Regions from separate parts of the Homo sapiens genome. Here region 1 is linked to region 2. A link is a loop called in an ENCODE intact Hi-C map of the cell type or tissue named here. Cell type or tissue: sigmoid colon. All regions are shown on one strand.

Region 1 (8,000 bases), 99 kb before region 2:
TATAATGTGTTCTGGACAATTTCTGTTAGATTCTTCTTGCTATAGACATTTTGAGCTTTTAAATTTAATATCTATATTCCTTCCAAGATTGGGAAGAATTTAAGACATTATATCTTTAAACAATTTAAAAATTTTTTTCTTTCTCATGAACCTCCTAAAATTGTACATCCTTACCATTGATTATGAAATATGGGGGACAAATGCTTTATTCACTCGCATTCTTTTTTTAAATTCTAACTAGGAACTTTCAAATAACTTTTACATTTGCTGATTTTTTTTTTCCTGTATAACGGAGTCTCCTGTTAAAGCTTTCTCTTAAATATTTTAGATCTCCTATTGTGTACTTCAGCTCCAGCATATCTAACTGGTTCTGTTTTAATGGTTTCTCTTTATTATAATTGTGATTCTGTTCATACGTTGTTGCAAAAAAAATTTAGTAATGTGTGGTTTTTTTGCATCTCATTGAGATTCTTTAAGATAATTATTTTGAATTCTTAGCCATTTTTTAGATCTGTGTTTTACTGTAAGTGGTTACTAGAGAATTTTTAGTTTCTTTTGGTGGTGTTACATTTGCCTGATCTTTCATGGTCTGTGATGCCTTGTTTTTATGTCCTTGCATCTGAAGGAGTAAATATCTCTTGCAGTCATTATAGATTAGTTTGGGGTGGTAAATATTTTCTCCTATTGGATCTCTGTGCTGATGAGATTTCCAGTGAGTTTGCAGTAAGGTGCATTGGATCTGGATCACAGTGAAGTTCATGCTTGGCAGACCTGTTATTAGGGCATCAGACTGTTGTGGATTCTGTCTATTTTCTAGGAAGACTGAACTTTCTTCAGGATCTTGATCAGTAAGACTGGTGCTGAGAAAAAAAAGTCTCCAGTTGTATATGCAGATGACAGAGCTGATATAATCCATGTGAGCAGGTATGGCTTCTGCTGTGTGGCTCTTGCTGGGTTTTTAGAAATCTTCTAACCCAGTCATTGGACAGATTCCTAGATGAGAAGTACTGACCCTTGGTCACAGCTGAGAGGGTGTGGAACTGATTCATAGGGCTGCTTCAGGATACACAGCTGAGACCAAAGTCTTCAGGTTTGTTTCTGGGTTCACGGCATTTCTCCCTCCAGATTCCTGGGTGGGCAGGACTGCTCCCAGACTTTAGTTGACAGGGACTGGAGGTAGGTTTTGGGACTGGAGGTAGGTTTTGGGACTGGAGCTGGGTTTTAGGACTGCTTCAAGATTCACAGTGGGAATAAAGTCAGCCAGCATGCCTACAGGGGCACATATAGGTGTGTTTTTTGGCAGGTCCCAGGTTAGGAAAAACTGCTTCTGGACTTTGGTTTCATGGACTGGGAGCCAGATGATAGTGCCACATCAAGATCCACCATTAAATAAATATCGGCAAGCCTACATCCAGGGGCACAGATGGATGTTTCTGTCGGTTCCTGCATGTGCAGGATTTCTTCCACATCATGATAGATGTGTGCAAGGGGCTAATTAGGAGACTACAGAGAGGAGCAACATCTAAAGTCCTTTCACCTGAGACACAGGACATTATGAATCCTCCTTGGTGTCTTGGCAGATGGTGCTAGTGGCATAAACAAAACCAAATGGCCTACAGCTATACTTACAATGAGAATTAATCATATTTTATTTTGTAGCTGGGACTATGATGGGCAAGCATGCCACTCAAGCAAGGGCATGCCCTCTCAATACAGCCCTCCTGTCTTGGGTTTACACCTTTTGACATGGATTCCAAAGTTCCTATAAAGGTTCATTTGCCAGGGCATAACTGCTGCATTTTTTTATAACCATATAAGATTTAGGTAGAGAACCTCCTATTCTGCCATCTTGCTATGTCACTCCCCTTGTATGTTTTACTTTGATTGTTCTGTGTCAAATATTTTTTATTTCAAATTCAAAATGTCTGAAATAAAATGCTTAAATTTTCAAATTGTGGAATAAGTAAATGTATTGAAATGCCTCATTCTCATCAGAGCATTTTATTAATTATTGAGATTATTTTCTTTTATTGCTGTACCTTGAATGCCAAAGATTCAAAATGCCAGCTCTTCATAAGTACATAGTCACAGTTGAAAACTGTAAAGGATTGTTTTTATGATACATCTATATGATATTCAATATTTTAAAGGTCAGAAATTTTTATTCTTGTTTTCAACCCCATTTTAGTGGTTTGTTTTTAATCTTTATATTTGTATGGTAACTTTAAACCCTGTACCTTGGCCAGGGGCAGTGTCTCATGCCTGTAATCCCAGCACTTTGGGAACTCAAGGCGGGCAGATCATAAGGCCAGGAGTTCAAGACCAGCCTGACCAATGTGGAGAAACCCTGTCTCTACTAAAAACACAAAATTAGCCAGGCGTAGTGACGCATGCCTGTAATCCCAGCTACTTGGGAGGCTGAGGCAGGAGAATCACTTGAACCCAGGAGGCGGAGGTTTCAGTGAGCCAAGATTGCAACATTGCCCACCAGCCTGGGCAACAAGTGTGAAACAATGTCTCAAAACAACAACAACAACAACAACCTCTCTACCTCTTATGACCATGTGGTGTTTAATTCAAATAAATATCATTGGGTTTCACTTCGAGCAAATTAAAAAACATATATATAAATCAGACATTTCTCTTGCCAAGAAAGTTATCTATGTGGTATTTGCCTGTATATATATTGCCCCTACGTTGTTTATAAATTATTTATCAGCCAGGCACAGTGGCTCACGCCTGTAATCCCAGCACTTTCGGAGGCCGAGGCGGGCGGATCACAAGGTCAGGAGATCGAGACCATCCTGGCTAACATGGGGAAACCCCATTTCTACTAAAAATACAAAAACAAAATTGGGCCAGGCGTGGTGGTGGTTGCCTGTAGTCCCAGCTACTCAGGAGGCTGAGGCGGGAGAATGGCGTGAACCCGGGAGGTGGAGCTTGCAGTGAGCCGAGATCGCACCACTGCACTCCAGCCTGGGTGACAGAGCAAGACTCCATCTCAAAAAAATAAATAAATAAATAAAGTATTTATTTACTTGGGTGTTCATCATTGTTTTCTTGTGTGGGTGAGTAGTCAGTGTAAAATTACCATCTATTATTTTATTATGTTATTCTGTGAGAGAAACACTTTTCTTACTTGAAGGTGATTTTTAAAGACTGTAACCTTTTTAGGTAGATCTAAATATTTAATTGTGATGAAAAACATGAAAATGCCAGGGAAAAGAAAGAGAGATCAGACTGTTACTGTGTCTATGTAGAAAAGGAAAACATAACAAACTCCATTTTGATCTGTCTTTTGAACAATTGTTTTGCCTTGAGATGCTGTTAATCTGTAACTTTAGCCCCAACCCTGTGCTCACAGAAACATGTGCTGTATGGAATCAAGGTTTAAGGGATCTAGGGCTGTGAAGGCCATGCCTTGTTAACAATATGTTTACAGGCAGTATGCTTGGTAAAAGTCATCACCATTCTCCATTCTCAATTAACCAGGGGCACAATGCACTGCGGTAAGCCGCAAGGACATCTGCCCAAGAAAGCCTGGGTATTGTTCAAGGTTTCCCCCAACTGAGACAGCCTGAGATATGGCCTCGTGGGAAGGGAAAGACCTGACCATCCCCCAGCCTGACACCCATAAAGGGTCTGTGCTGAGGACGATTAGTAAAAGAGGAAGGCCTCTTGCAGTTGAGATAAGAGGAAGGCCTCTGTCTCCTGCATGCCCCTGGGAACGCAATGTCTCAGTGTAAAACCCGATCATACATTTATTCTATTCTGAGATAGGAGAAAACCGCCCTGTGGCTGGAGGCAAGATATGCTGGTGGCAATGCTGCTCTGTTACTCTTTGCTACACTGAGATGTTTGGGTGGAGAGAAACATAAATCTGGCCTACGTGCACATCCAGGCATAGTACCTTCCCTTGAACTTATTTGTGACACAGATCCCTTTGCTCACATGTTTTCTTGCTGACCTTCTCCCCACTGTCACCCTGTTTTCCTGCCACATTCCCCTTGCTGAGATAGTGAAAATAGTAATTAATAAACAAACACTGAGGAAACTCAGAGACTGGTGCCGGTGCAGGTCCTCCGTATGTTGAGCACCGGTCTCCTGGGCCCACTGTTCTTTCTCTATACTTTGTGTCTGTGTCTTATTTCTTTTCTCAGTCTCTCATACCACCTGATGAGAAATACCCACAGGTGTGGAGGGGCAGGCCACGCCTTCATCTGCCACCCAACGTGGGTGCCTTTCTCTAGGGTGAAGGTACGCTAAGAACATGAGCAGTGAGGACAAGTCGACGAGAGATTCCTGAGTACATCCACGGTCAGCCTTGCGGTAAGCTTGTGCGCTCAAAGGAACCCAGGGTAACGATGGGACAAACTGAAAGTAAATATGCCTCTTATCTCAGCTTCAGCAACCCACGGCGGTGGCGCTTAATCCTACAGCACCACCTAGTGGACAATGTAGCACACTGTATGAAATCATTGATTAAGCCAGAAAACAGGGAGATCTTGAGGCATGGCAGTTCCCAGTAATTTTACAACCGGTACCAGCCGGGGAAGAGACAAGTAGGAGTGCCTACCCAAGCTGAGGCTAGATATGAATCTTTCACCTTGAAAATGTTAAAAGATATGAAGAAAGGAGTTATAAACAATATGGACCCAACTCCCCTTACATGAGAACATTATTAGATTCCATTGTTCATGGAAATAGACTTATTCCTTATGATTGGGAAATTTTGGCTAAATCTTCCCTTTCACCCTCTCATTTACAGTTTAAAACCTGGTGGATTGATGGAATGGAGTACAAGAACAGGTACGAAAAAATCAGGCTACAAATCCCACTGTTAATATAGATGTAGACCAATTGTTAGGAACAGGTCCAAAGTGGAGCACCATTAACCAAAAATCAGTAATGCAGAATGAGGCTATTGAACAAGTAAGGGCTATTTGCCTCAGGGCCTGGGAAAAAATTCAGGACCCAGGAACAGCCTGCCCTTCTTTTAATTCAATTAGACAAGGCTCTAAAGAGCCATATCCTGACTTTGTGGCAAGATTGCAAGATGCTGCTCAAAAATCTATTACAGATGATAACACCCAAAAAGTTATTGTAGAATTAATGGCCTATCGAATGCAAATCCAGAATGTCAGTTGGCCATAAAGCCATTAAAAGGAAAAGTTCCAGCAGGAATTGATGTAATTATAGAATATGTGAAGGCTTGTGATGGGATTGGAGGAGCTATGCATAAGGCTATGCTAATGGCTCGAGCAATGACGGGGGTCACTTTAGGAGGACAAGTTAGAACATTTGGGGGAAAATATTATAATTGTGTTCAAATTGGTCATCTAAAAAAGAACTGCCCAGTCCTAAATAAACAGAATATAATAAGCTATTACAGCAAAAAATAAAGAGCCACCTGGCCTGTGTCCAAGACGTGGAAAAGAAAAACATTGGGCTAATCAATGTCATTCTAAATTTGATAAAAATCGGCAACCATTGTCGGGAAATGGGAAGAGGGGCCAGTCTCAGGCCCCGCCACAAACTGGTGCATTCCTTATTCAGCTGTTTGTTCCTCAGGGTTTTCAGGGACAACCCCCACAGCAAATACCACCACTTCAGGGAGTCAACCGATTACAACAATACAACAGCTGTCCCCTGCCACAGCAGGCAGCACAGCAGATTTATGTGCCGCTCAAATGGTCTCTTTACTCCCTGGAGAGCCCCAACAAAAGATTCCTCCTACAGGGGCATATGGCCCACTGCCAGAAGGGACAGTAGGCCTTATTTTAGGGAGATCAAGTCTAAATTTGAAGGGAGTCCAAATTCATACTGGGGTAATTGATTCAAATTATAAAGGGGAAATTCAGTTAGTGATCAGCTCCACTGTTCCCTGGAGCGACAATCCAGGTGATGATAGAATTGCTCAAATACTGCTTTTGCCTTATATTCAAATTGGGGAAAAGAAAACAGAACAGGAGGGTTTGGAAGTACCAACCCTGCCGGAAAAGCTGCTTATTGGGATAATCGGGTCTCAGAGGATAGACCCGTGTGTACAGTCACTATTCAGGAAAAGCAGTTTGAAAGATTAGTGGATACCGGGGCTGATGTCTCTATCATTGCCTTAAATAGATGGCCAAAAAATTGGCCTAAACAAAAGCCTGTTACAGGATTTGTCGGTGTGGGCACCGCCTCAGAAGTGTATCAAAGTGCCATGATTTTACATTGTCTAGGACCTGATAATCAAGAAAGTACAGTTCAACCCATGATCACTTCTATTCAAATCAACTTATGGGGCCGAGACTTGTTAGAACAGTGGCATGCAGAGATTACTATCCCAGCCTCCCTATACAGCCCCATGAGTCAAAAAAATCATGAGTAAAATGGGATATCTCCCTAAAAGGGGACTAGGGAAGAATGGAGGCAGCATTAAAGTCCCAACTGAGGTTGAGGGAAATCAAGAAAGAAAAGGAATACGGTATCCTTTTTAGGAGTGGCCACTCTAGAGCCTCCAAAACCCATTCCGTTGACTTGGAAAACAGAAAAACCTGTATGGGTAAATCATTGGCCTCTACCAAAACAAAAGCTGGAGGCTTTACACTTACTCGCAAAGGAACGATTAGAAAAGGGACATAGTGAGCCTTCATTTTCGCCGTGGAATTCTCCTGTTTGTAATTCAGAAAAAATCCGGCAGATGGCGCATGCTGACTGACTTAAGAGCTATTAATGCTGTAATTCAACCCATGGGGGCTCTCCAACCCAGGTTGCCCTATCTGGCCAGGATCACCAAAGATTGGCCTTTAATTATAATTGATCAGAAGGATTGCTTTTTTACCATTTCTCTGGCAAAACAGGATTTTGAAAAATTTGCTTTTACTACACCAGCCATAAATAATAACCAGCCACCAGAATTCAGTGGAAAGTGTTGCCTCAGGGAATGCTTAATAGTCCAACTATTTGTCAGACTTTTGTAGCTGAAGTTCTTCAACAAGTTACAGACAAGTTTTCAGACTGTTATATCATTATGTTGATATTTTGTGTGCTGCAGAAACAAGAGAGAAATTAATTGACTGTTACACATTTCTGCAGAGGTTGCCAACCCAGGACTGACAAGAGCATCTGATAAGATTCAAACCTCTACTCCTTTCCATTACTTAGGGATGCATGTAGAGGAAAAGAAAATTAAACCACAAAAAACAGAAATAAGAAAAGACACATTTAAAACATTAAATGAGTTTCTTTTTCTTTTTCTTTTTTTTTTTTTTTTTTTGAGATGGAGTCTCGTTCTTGTCACCCAGGCTGGAGTGCAATGGCGGGATCTTGGCTCACTGTAAAAACATTAAATGACTTTCAAAAGTTGCTAGGAGATATTAATTAAATTTGGCCAACTCTAGGCGTCCCTACTTATGCCATGTCAAATTTGTTCTCTAAAGAGGGGATCCGAAATTGAATAGTAAAAGAACATTAACTCCAGAAGCAACTTAAAAAATTAAATTAGTTGAAGAAAAAATTCACTGAGCACAAGTTAAATAGAATAGGTCACTTGACCCCACTCCAACTTTTGATTTTTGCTACTGCACATTCTCCAACAGAGAATTTTGAACATCATTATTCAAAATACAGATCAAAATGGGGTTTCTTATGTCTTCCTTTTCTACATAGACACAGTAAACAGTCTGATCTCTCTCTTCCCTACATTAAAGATTTTCAAGCATACAGTCTAGTGGTATTAAGTACGTTTACTTTTTTTTTTTCTGCAATGGATCTCTAGATTAATTTTATCTTACAAAAGTAAAATTTAATACGTTATAAACAATAAACTGCCCTTTTTTTCTTTTTCTTCAGCTCCTGAAGAACACCGTTTTACTTACTGTTTCTATAATTTTGGCTGATTTCCATATTCTTATTAGTGTAATTATATAATGTCTGTTTCTTTTTGACTATTTTATATAATGTAATGTTCTCAGGCTTTGTTTTTGTAAGATGTGTCAGAATATCTTTCTGTTTTA
Region 2 (8,000 bases):
AGCGGTCAGGGACCCGCCCCCCAGACCCCCAGGACCGCGCTTCCGGGGGAGGAGGGTGTCCTCAGCAACGGTGACCCGCACCAAAGCCCTCCTCACCGGGGTCACCGCCACAGCCGGTGCGAGGCCCGCAGGGCGCTGGGGATGCGCGACCGACTCCCGTGAACCTGCTCCTCGCGCGTCAGGGAGAGCTGTGCACCCAACTAGGCTCTGTGAGGACGGACTGAGGTCGGCCTGCAGGCTGCGGCCCCGAAGGCAGGATTTGTGGAGAGATGATTCGCGAGCCTTGGAGGAAGGATGGGCTGTGCGTGCGTGGGTGCGTGCGTGTGTGTGTGTGTGTGTCTGTGACTTTTGTATGTTTATGTGAGACTGCGTACGTGCGCGCGTCTGTGTGTGCGCGCGCGCGTATATGTCTGTGTGTGTGCGTGCGTGTATAATTTCTAAATGGACGTCACCTTACACATCACAAGGTTAAAAAATGACCCCTGGGCTGTGCCAGGCCAAGCACGAAGAGAAAGCCCCGCCTGAAACTGCCTGGAGGCCCCCCGGCTGTCACTCTCGCCACATTCCGTGGAGTATGTGGTTGCAACTTCTGTCACTCAAGGTCTGATGGCGGGGAGATTGGAGCCGTATCCAATCAGCGCACTGGAGTGAAAACTGCCCAATCAGGCACGCAGCCAGAGAGGAGGCGGTGGCTTCCGGGATGTGGCGCGGGTCTTTGCGTCTGGCTACTACCAGACCGCGGGTTAGGGGCTTCATCTCTCTGCGTTCTCAGTTGTGGGAGGCCTTGGTGATTCGGCCACAGCTCAGCCTCCGTCGCTCTGTGACCTGCGGGTATTGGATGATTGGTAGCTAAGACTCCCGAATACTTCAGAAGTGGGGAAATGGTGAGTGTGCGGGGCAGGGCGTCCCAAGGCTGAGGAGGTCTCATCGGAGCTGGCGGGAAATGGCGGCGGGACCGAGTCTGCGAACGGAGTCCCCGCTGCCGCCGCTCAGCCCTGGGGCCTCAGTACCCTCCGGTGAGGGACCTGGGCTCCTGTCGGTCCCCGCACAGCGGCTCTGGCCCAGCCTGCAGCCCTCCTTGTGCAGCTCTGCGCCCGCAGCCCCGCACCTTCCCCAGGCTGTGGGGTGAGGAGTAGCTTATCTGGAAGCCGCCCGCGCGGCGTGCGCGATGCCGGCGTGGGAGGAGCTGTGGGAGAAGCTGTGGTCTGGGGATCCCGTCCCTGCTTTACCCTGTTCGGAATGAGATCGAGGCCCCATCAAAACAGAGTTCATGTGAGCAAATGGGGACTCATTAATGGGACAGCGCCGGCCGTGGCTCGTGGTTTGGGGGCTGCCAGCGGGTCTTGAAGGAAAAGCTTTTGTGAGGTGTGTGAGGAAGCGAAGCAAATCACCCGCCCGCTCCAACTTGCCCACCAGTCTCCTTGCCCTGTGCGCCTCCTCCGCGTGGCTGTTCCTGAGTGGCATCTTTTAGAATACGCTAGTGTGGGCGCGCACAGCGCTTCGCTGAGTTCTGTGAGTAGTTCTGTCATATTATTGAACTTGAGGAGGGTGTGGGCCCCTGGTTTGTAGACAGGTGTTCAGAAATGAAGACGGGTGTCCAGAGGCAGGGACTGGCGTCTGCAGGGGGGCAGCTGCGGGAAGAGCGCTGAGCTTGTGGGGTCTGTGCTGACTCCGGGTGGTGTCGTTAGTGAGTTGTTGGACAGCCCGTTGGGGTCGGAGCATTGACTGGTGTTGAGCAAACTCCTCACGTTTCCTGTCAGAAGAAAGACATGGCTGAGCCTGGGCTGGAGGGAGTCGCAGGTGTCCGCGGGAGACCAGCCGGGTTCTGCACATGCACTGTCCTGCTGCGCACTGTTCTGTTCCTCCAGGTCTCCTCCCGGGGAGAGAGGGCGCTGAGAACTTGGAGGAAAGGAGTTCTGAGAAACATCCCTTCCCTGCACCCTGCTGCCAGCCCCCACCCAATGCTAACCCACTCCTGAGCCCGCCCATTGGGCATTCGCACGGCCACACTTGTCCCAGGACAGGGTTCTACCCTCAGGAATTGTGCCCATGGCAGCTTTGCTCCTAGGTTTTTCTCCCAAGAACACACACAGTGCCCAGAAGACTCCTGGTTCATTTTAACCCCAGATCTGTAGCAGGAATCTGTTTTCTTCACCCACCCAGGCTTTTGGACCACCTGATCCTAATCTCCTCTGCCTTTATGGGCTCAGGAATCAGTTAGAGCTTAGCCCTGCCTGGGCCTGAACTTGTAGCACAAACCAGTCCTTTCGTCAATCCTGCCTTGCCCCCACTCAAGGCTCTTGATAGCACCTTTCTTCTGCTCTTTTCTTCCCCACAAATCCTCTTTCCTGTGCACACAGTTTGCTCAAGTGCATCCCTCATGTGCTACAAGAATTCAACGTTAGTGAGTTCAAGACCATGCCTTTAGACCTGCCTGTTGTAGGACCAAATACAAATCAGAAGAGGCTTAATGCTTTCTCTTTAGAATGAGGAAAGAATTTTTACTCTTCTCCCTTAAAGCATTTAGTTTGAAAACTTTTATATTTAAATATTTTCTCTGCTTCTTTGAAATATATATAACTCATTTTAATCTGTTAACTAGGTGATTTGTCTTTTTTGACTCAAAATTGTCTTTAGGACATGGAAACTATTGCTTTGAAATGTGCATAGCAAGAATATATAACCTATTCCGCAATTTCTGTAGCAGAGTAGGAGGCTGCCTTCAGCAGGTACCTGCCTTCACATATCAAATCTACCTCCTGTCCTGAAGCTGTGGGAAGTTTATTTTCCCTTTGAATATTACCAATTAGGAAACCCGGATGACCTCCCAAATTACTAGGTGAAAGTGTAATAAACTATGTATGATACATGGTACTGTCAAGTCTTCTACTTGAGAGCTAATTATGGTGACTTTCTTTGTTTTGGCAGTCTCTTAGTAGACTGCCTGTAATGCACACCACATTTTGTTTAATTCTCTAACAACACATTTTCTTGCTGTTCTATTATTTTGGACAGTATTTTAGGATTGTAGATGATTTTGCTGTTATATTTTCCACACGCTGTCAAGAATTACTAGATGTTATACACAAAGTGCCCACCAGGCTTCGTTTTAGAGAAGAACCTTCTTTCTCAGGATTCCAGTCACAACCCACAGTTGTGCAGCAAAGTGCACGAAGTGCAGCAAAGTGCTCCCCAAAGCTGCAAACAAAATGATCTCTCTATTTGGGATCTACAATCCCTTCTATAGCAGTTTGACTAGATTTCTACAAAAATGACTTTTTAGGATAGCGATCAGTTTTTCCACCTCTTTCAGTGTGCCAATGATCTTCAGATCTGACACTGATTCAGAAATCATGGGGCCCATAAATCCAGCGAGGTTCACACATGTGCATTGATTAAACCTGAGAACTTCCATTCTCTCCCTTCTCCCCTTGCCCAAATGCCCACAAATGTGCTTACCAGCCCTCCAAGTCTTAAATGTGCAGTTCCAAATTCTGAGTTTATGTCCTGGGATTTGAGAGAAGAACAGAACTTTTGTTTGAGAAATACAAGTTCTTTTAATTACGAGACCAAGTGATGTGTTAAAATGAGACCACAGTCCTACCGTTCCCCTCTTTGAACTGTTTGTCTTTTGAAGTTGTTTGCTATTGCCACAAGTGGATATAAATTAACCTAATAATGCCATACTGGACACTATAACCCACACCTTATAGCTTAACAACGTACATAGCCAATCACTAACCAATGTTACTTCTATAAACCAATAAGAATTTCTGACAGCTTTCTATCAGTTCCGTCTGCCTTTCTTTTTGCCTTTAAAAATATACTTGTAACTGCTTCTAATTGGAGTGTATATTCAGGGCAGCTTTATAGTCCAGGGTTGCAATCTTCAAGCTTTGGCCCAAATAAACTCTCTTCTTATATTATGTTTACCCCACCTTTTTCCTTTTAGGTCAAAAAAACATTTTTCTTTTTTTTTTTTTTGAGACAGAATCTCGCTCTGTCGCCAGGCTGGGGTGCAGTGGTGCGATCTCGGCTCACTGCAACCTCCGCCTCCCAGGTTCAAGCAATTCTCCTGCCTCCGAGTAGCTGGGATTACAGGCGCACGCCACCATGCCCGGCGGATTTTTTATATTTTGTAGTAGAGATGGGGTTTCACCATATTGGCCAGGCTGGTCTTGAACTCCTGACCTTGTGATCCACCCGCCTCAGCCTCCCAAAGTGCTGAGATTACAGGCGTGAGCCACCGTGCCCAGCCTGTTTTGTGAGTTTTGATGCCATTATGTGAATGGCTATTCATTGACAGAAGAGAAGTTGTTATTATTTGTATTGTGTTTACCTTGCTAAGAATAAATATTTAGCTTCTAATATAATTGTTCTAGAGAAACATAAGGGTTTTGGTTAAATTCCTTGTTACTGTATGTTATACAAAAGACAGAGAAGTGGCTAAAATAGATTAAAATTTCACAAATTCTGGGAATCAAATTTCTCTTGGGCAGGCTTAGAAAAGACAAAACCGAAAGTACTTAGTGACATAGAGAGCAGAAGCCTAGGGCCCACTTTCTGTCCCATCCCTGCCCAGATCTACCCTCTTCTGATCCTTGTCCAGGTCTGAGCCAACACTGAAATCTCTCACAGAACTGATTAATAGAGGAGATCAGAGTTTAGGGTGGCTACTCCAGTCTCCTCTCCAGAGCTGGTGCCCACAATTTTCTGAAACCCAAAAGCCAATAAATAGGGAAAAGCTATATACTTTGGGGCCTTAAATCTTTTCTATAAAATTAAAACTAATGTTTCTAGAGACATCCCACCCAGCAACCTGTTCTCTATCCCTGCAGTTTCAGTGGCTTTTTCTTACAAGTCTCAAAGTAAATACAAACACAAAAATAAAAAAATTCCTCTGAATTGTACTTAACACTTTCTTTGGCTCTCTCCCATCTATTTATATTTAGCTATTATTCTATACATTTTTTTAAAAAGTCAGGGGAAACAGAAAGGAAATGGAAATTCTGGGCCCTGCCTTTAAATCTGGGAAGTATGGGACACCTAGTGTCTACCTCCCAGGATGTTATGAGAATTAACACACATAATATGAGCTTCCCATCACAGTGCTCTGTGACATACATCTGAGCACATATTACATGCCCCATAAAGATGGCATTAATGCAGATGCACATGTTGTTTTTCAGATACAGACTTACTCAGACATTGCCACCGTCTCCAACTTCTGTAACCTTATAGGGTCTGCAGAGAATGCCATGTTTGAAGATGATGATTGGTGGTCTTGGGATGAAAAGTATTTGTGTTGTGATAACGGTGTTGGGGTAAGGGACTCTGTGTGCTGTGTCTGCTTTCTCTAACTGAGTGGTACTATAATGGGTCTAGAGGGAGGAGCGTCAGCATTAACAGGAGACTTGCTGTAAAAAGCTAATTCATGGACCCTTTTCAAACCTGCAGAATTTTGTTACTTACAGTGAGGCCTACAATATCAAATAATGTATATGTACAATGAAGCTTGAGAGGCAGTGCTTAGCTAAGTGACTCTCAGCCCAGTCTTCCAGTAGGATCACATGGACAGTTTGAAGAGAAACCATCAGCTGTGTTCTGCCCACAGATCCTGTCCATTGTTCTGGGTGAAAAGTCCTTATTTATTTTATTTTTGATTGTTGTTGTCCCAGATTTATTGAAAATAATACAGCACTACAGAAAAAATTCAAACAGGTCCCCGAGGCATTTTGAAATTCATCCCAACTGTAGGCTGAGTGACCTGAAGGTTGAACAGACTGCCGAAGTCCAAAAGCTTCAGCATTTCCTTAGTGTCAGGATCTACTTCAATTATCTCCTGATCCAAGGCTGAGACCTTATTTTTTAAAATCAGTTCCTTGCGTGGTTAAAAAAGTATTAAAAAAGTTCCTTGCATGATTAAAAAAGTATTAAAAAAGTTCCTTGCATGATTAAAAAAGTATTTAAAAAGTTCCTTGCATGATTAAAAAAGTCCTTATGTTTTAAAATCAGTTCCTTGCATGATTCTACAGCAAGGCCAGGGTGAAGCATGAGGGCTTCCAGATACTTTAGTGAAAGGTGAGTTCACCCTTTGTTCCAGGAGGTCACAGGGCCTACTCTGCTTGATTTTGGTAGGGGAAGGTCAGTGTAGCCCATTATTTTTATTGCAGCAACAGAAACTCTTGGAATGCCATCCTTTTTCTGCAGAGCTATAGAATACTTTAGAGAATATTACTGCGTTGAAAGTTATTTTATCAGATAATCCCAGTCAGTCACATGTCAGAACTAGCGCTCTCAACTCATTTCACCTGTAGTCAAATTAAGAACTATGTCCCTTCGGCTGGGCGCAGTGGCTCACGCCTGTAATCCCAGCACTGTGGGAGGCCGAGGAGGGCGGATCACAAGGTCAGGAGATCAAGACCATCCTGGCTAATATGGTGAAACCCCGTCTCTACTAAAAATACAAAAAATCAGCTGGGCGTGGTGGCGGGCACATGTAGTCCCAGCTACTTGGGAGGCTGAGGCAGGAGAATGGTGTGAACCTGGGAGGCGGAGCTTGCAGTGAGCCGAGACTGCGCCGCTGCACTCCAGCCTGGGTGACAGAGCGAGACTCCGTCTCAAAAAAAAAAAAAAAAAAAAAAAAGAACTATGTCCCTTGATATATTTGTATTTTCAGGAACTCTTAACATTCAGGGATGTGGCCATAGAATTCTCTCCAGAAGAGTGGAAATGCCTGGACCCTGACCAGCAGAATTTGTATAGAGATGTGATGTTGGAGAACTACAGGAACCTGGTCTCCCTGGGTGAGGATAACTTCAATACATAATTCCTAATTTTTCTCAGAGCTTTATTTTATTCCTTTGAAGAATTTCTCCTGGGAACTTTTATGTTTTATCTTTACATAAACCTTCTCTTTTCTTGAGCTAATTTGAGTCCTTCACTCTAGGTTAGTGGTAATTCTAGAAATTCAATGACATAAAATATTGTTTCCCACATCTTAAAATCCAATTTGCACCACTTATTTTTTATTCGGTAGTACTTGGTAGTGGAACTTAGAACCCGCAGATTTAAAATACTTAAATATTCTAAAGATTCTGTCAGGAAACAATTTTTGGATTAATTTTCTAGAATCTTCCATAATATCTCTATTCTGCTTAGCGTAGTACTAGGTTGGTAATTGGAGAATCCCCATCAATAGTCATGTTATTATTTTTTTTAAAATAAAACAGGTGTTGCTATCTCTAACCCAGACCTGGTCACCTGTCTGGAGCAAAGAAAAGAGCCCTACAATGTGAAGATACATAAGATCGTAGCCAGACCCCCAGGTAGGTGAGAGTGAATGGAGGAGAGGGCACAGGCAAGGGGACCAAAGGTCAAGAAGGAAGCCAGGCCTTAAAATGTGGTTTGGGGCCGGGTGCAGTGGCTCATGCCTGTAATCCAAGGACTTTGGGAGGCCGAGGCAGGCGGATCACGAGGTCAAGAGATCGAGATCATCCTGGCCAACATGGTGAAACCCCGTCTCTACTAAAAATACAAAAATTAGCTGGGCATGGTGGTGCGCACCTGGAGTCCCAGCTACTCGGGAGGCTGAAGCAGGAGAATCACTTGAACCCAGGAGGCGGAGGTTGCAGTGAGCCAAGATCACACCACTGCACTCCAGCCTGGTGACAGAGTTAGACTCCGTCTCAAAAAATAAAATAAAATAAAAAATAAACCAGGTAGTTTGGGAAGCTCTGCTCCAGTGAAAATAATTTCTGAAAAAGCTGCATTTTTTCTCATGTTCACAAATAGGGGCATCTTCTGTTCCATGCTGTTAAATCCAAGAATTCTCTTTTTTCTTTAGTGATCTCCCTTTAAGTTTACAGGGAGAGCTAATGTCCACTTTATCGCTTATAAGGGGCTGCATGATGTGACTGCTGTTCCATTGCTTTTGGAGACACTGGAATATTTGTGTTACTGAGGAGCTGTATGTCAAAGTATTTTTTTCAAGTATTCTT

What was found. Peaks named below come from ENCODE experiments on the same cell type or tissue, not always from the same donor. Only the 100,000 strongest peaks of a DNase experiment are listed, where the experiment ranks them.
Region 1: a loop joins it to region 2, with 5 times the contacts of the local background. A loop is called at or near these places in 23 of 110 quality-filtered maps.

Annotation. Positions count from the first base shown.
Region 1 is chr4:237,983-245,982 of GRCh38, forward strand. It overlaps the pseudogene ZNF876P. Among named protein-coding and RNA genes, the nearest start is that of ZNF732, 63 kb to the right of the region's middle. In sigmoid colon, CTCF peaks have their summits at 4,444 (motif pointing left) and 6,668 (motif pointing right); DNase peaks (open chromatin) are centred at 4,409 and 6,699; H3K4me3 peaks cover 516 bases; H3K27ac peaks cover 175 bases.
Region 2 is chr4:337,103-345,102 of GRCh38, forward strand. ZNF141 (zinc finger protein 141) reads left to right here and starts at 712. Exons shown (of 4, transcript NM_003441.4): 1 at 712-884; 2 at 6,680-6,806; 3 at 7,233-7,328. The coding sequence starts at 882. RefSeq lists enhancers at 1-351, 457-1,417, 462-561. In sigmoid colon, a CTCF peak has its summit at 3,124; DNase peaks (open chromatin) are centred at 9 and 579; H3K4me3 peaks cover 2,257 bases; H3K27ac peaks cover 1,315 bases.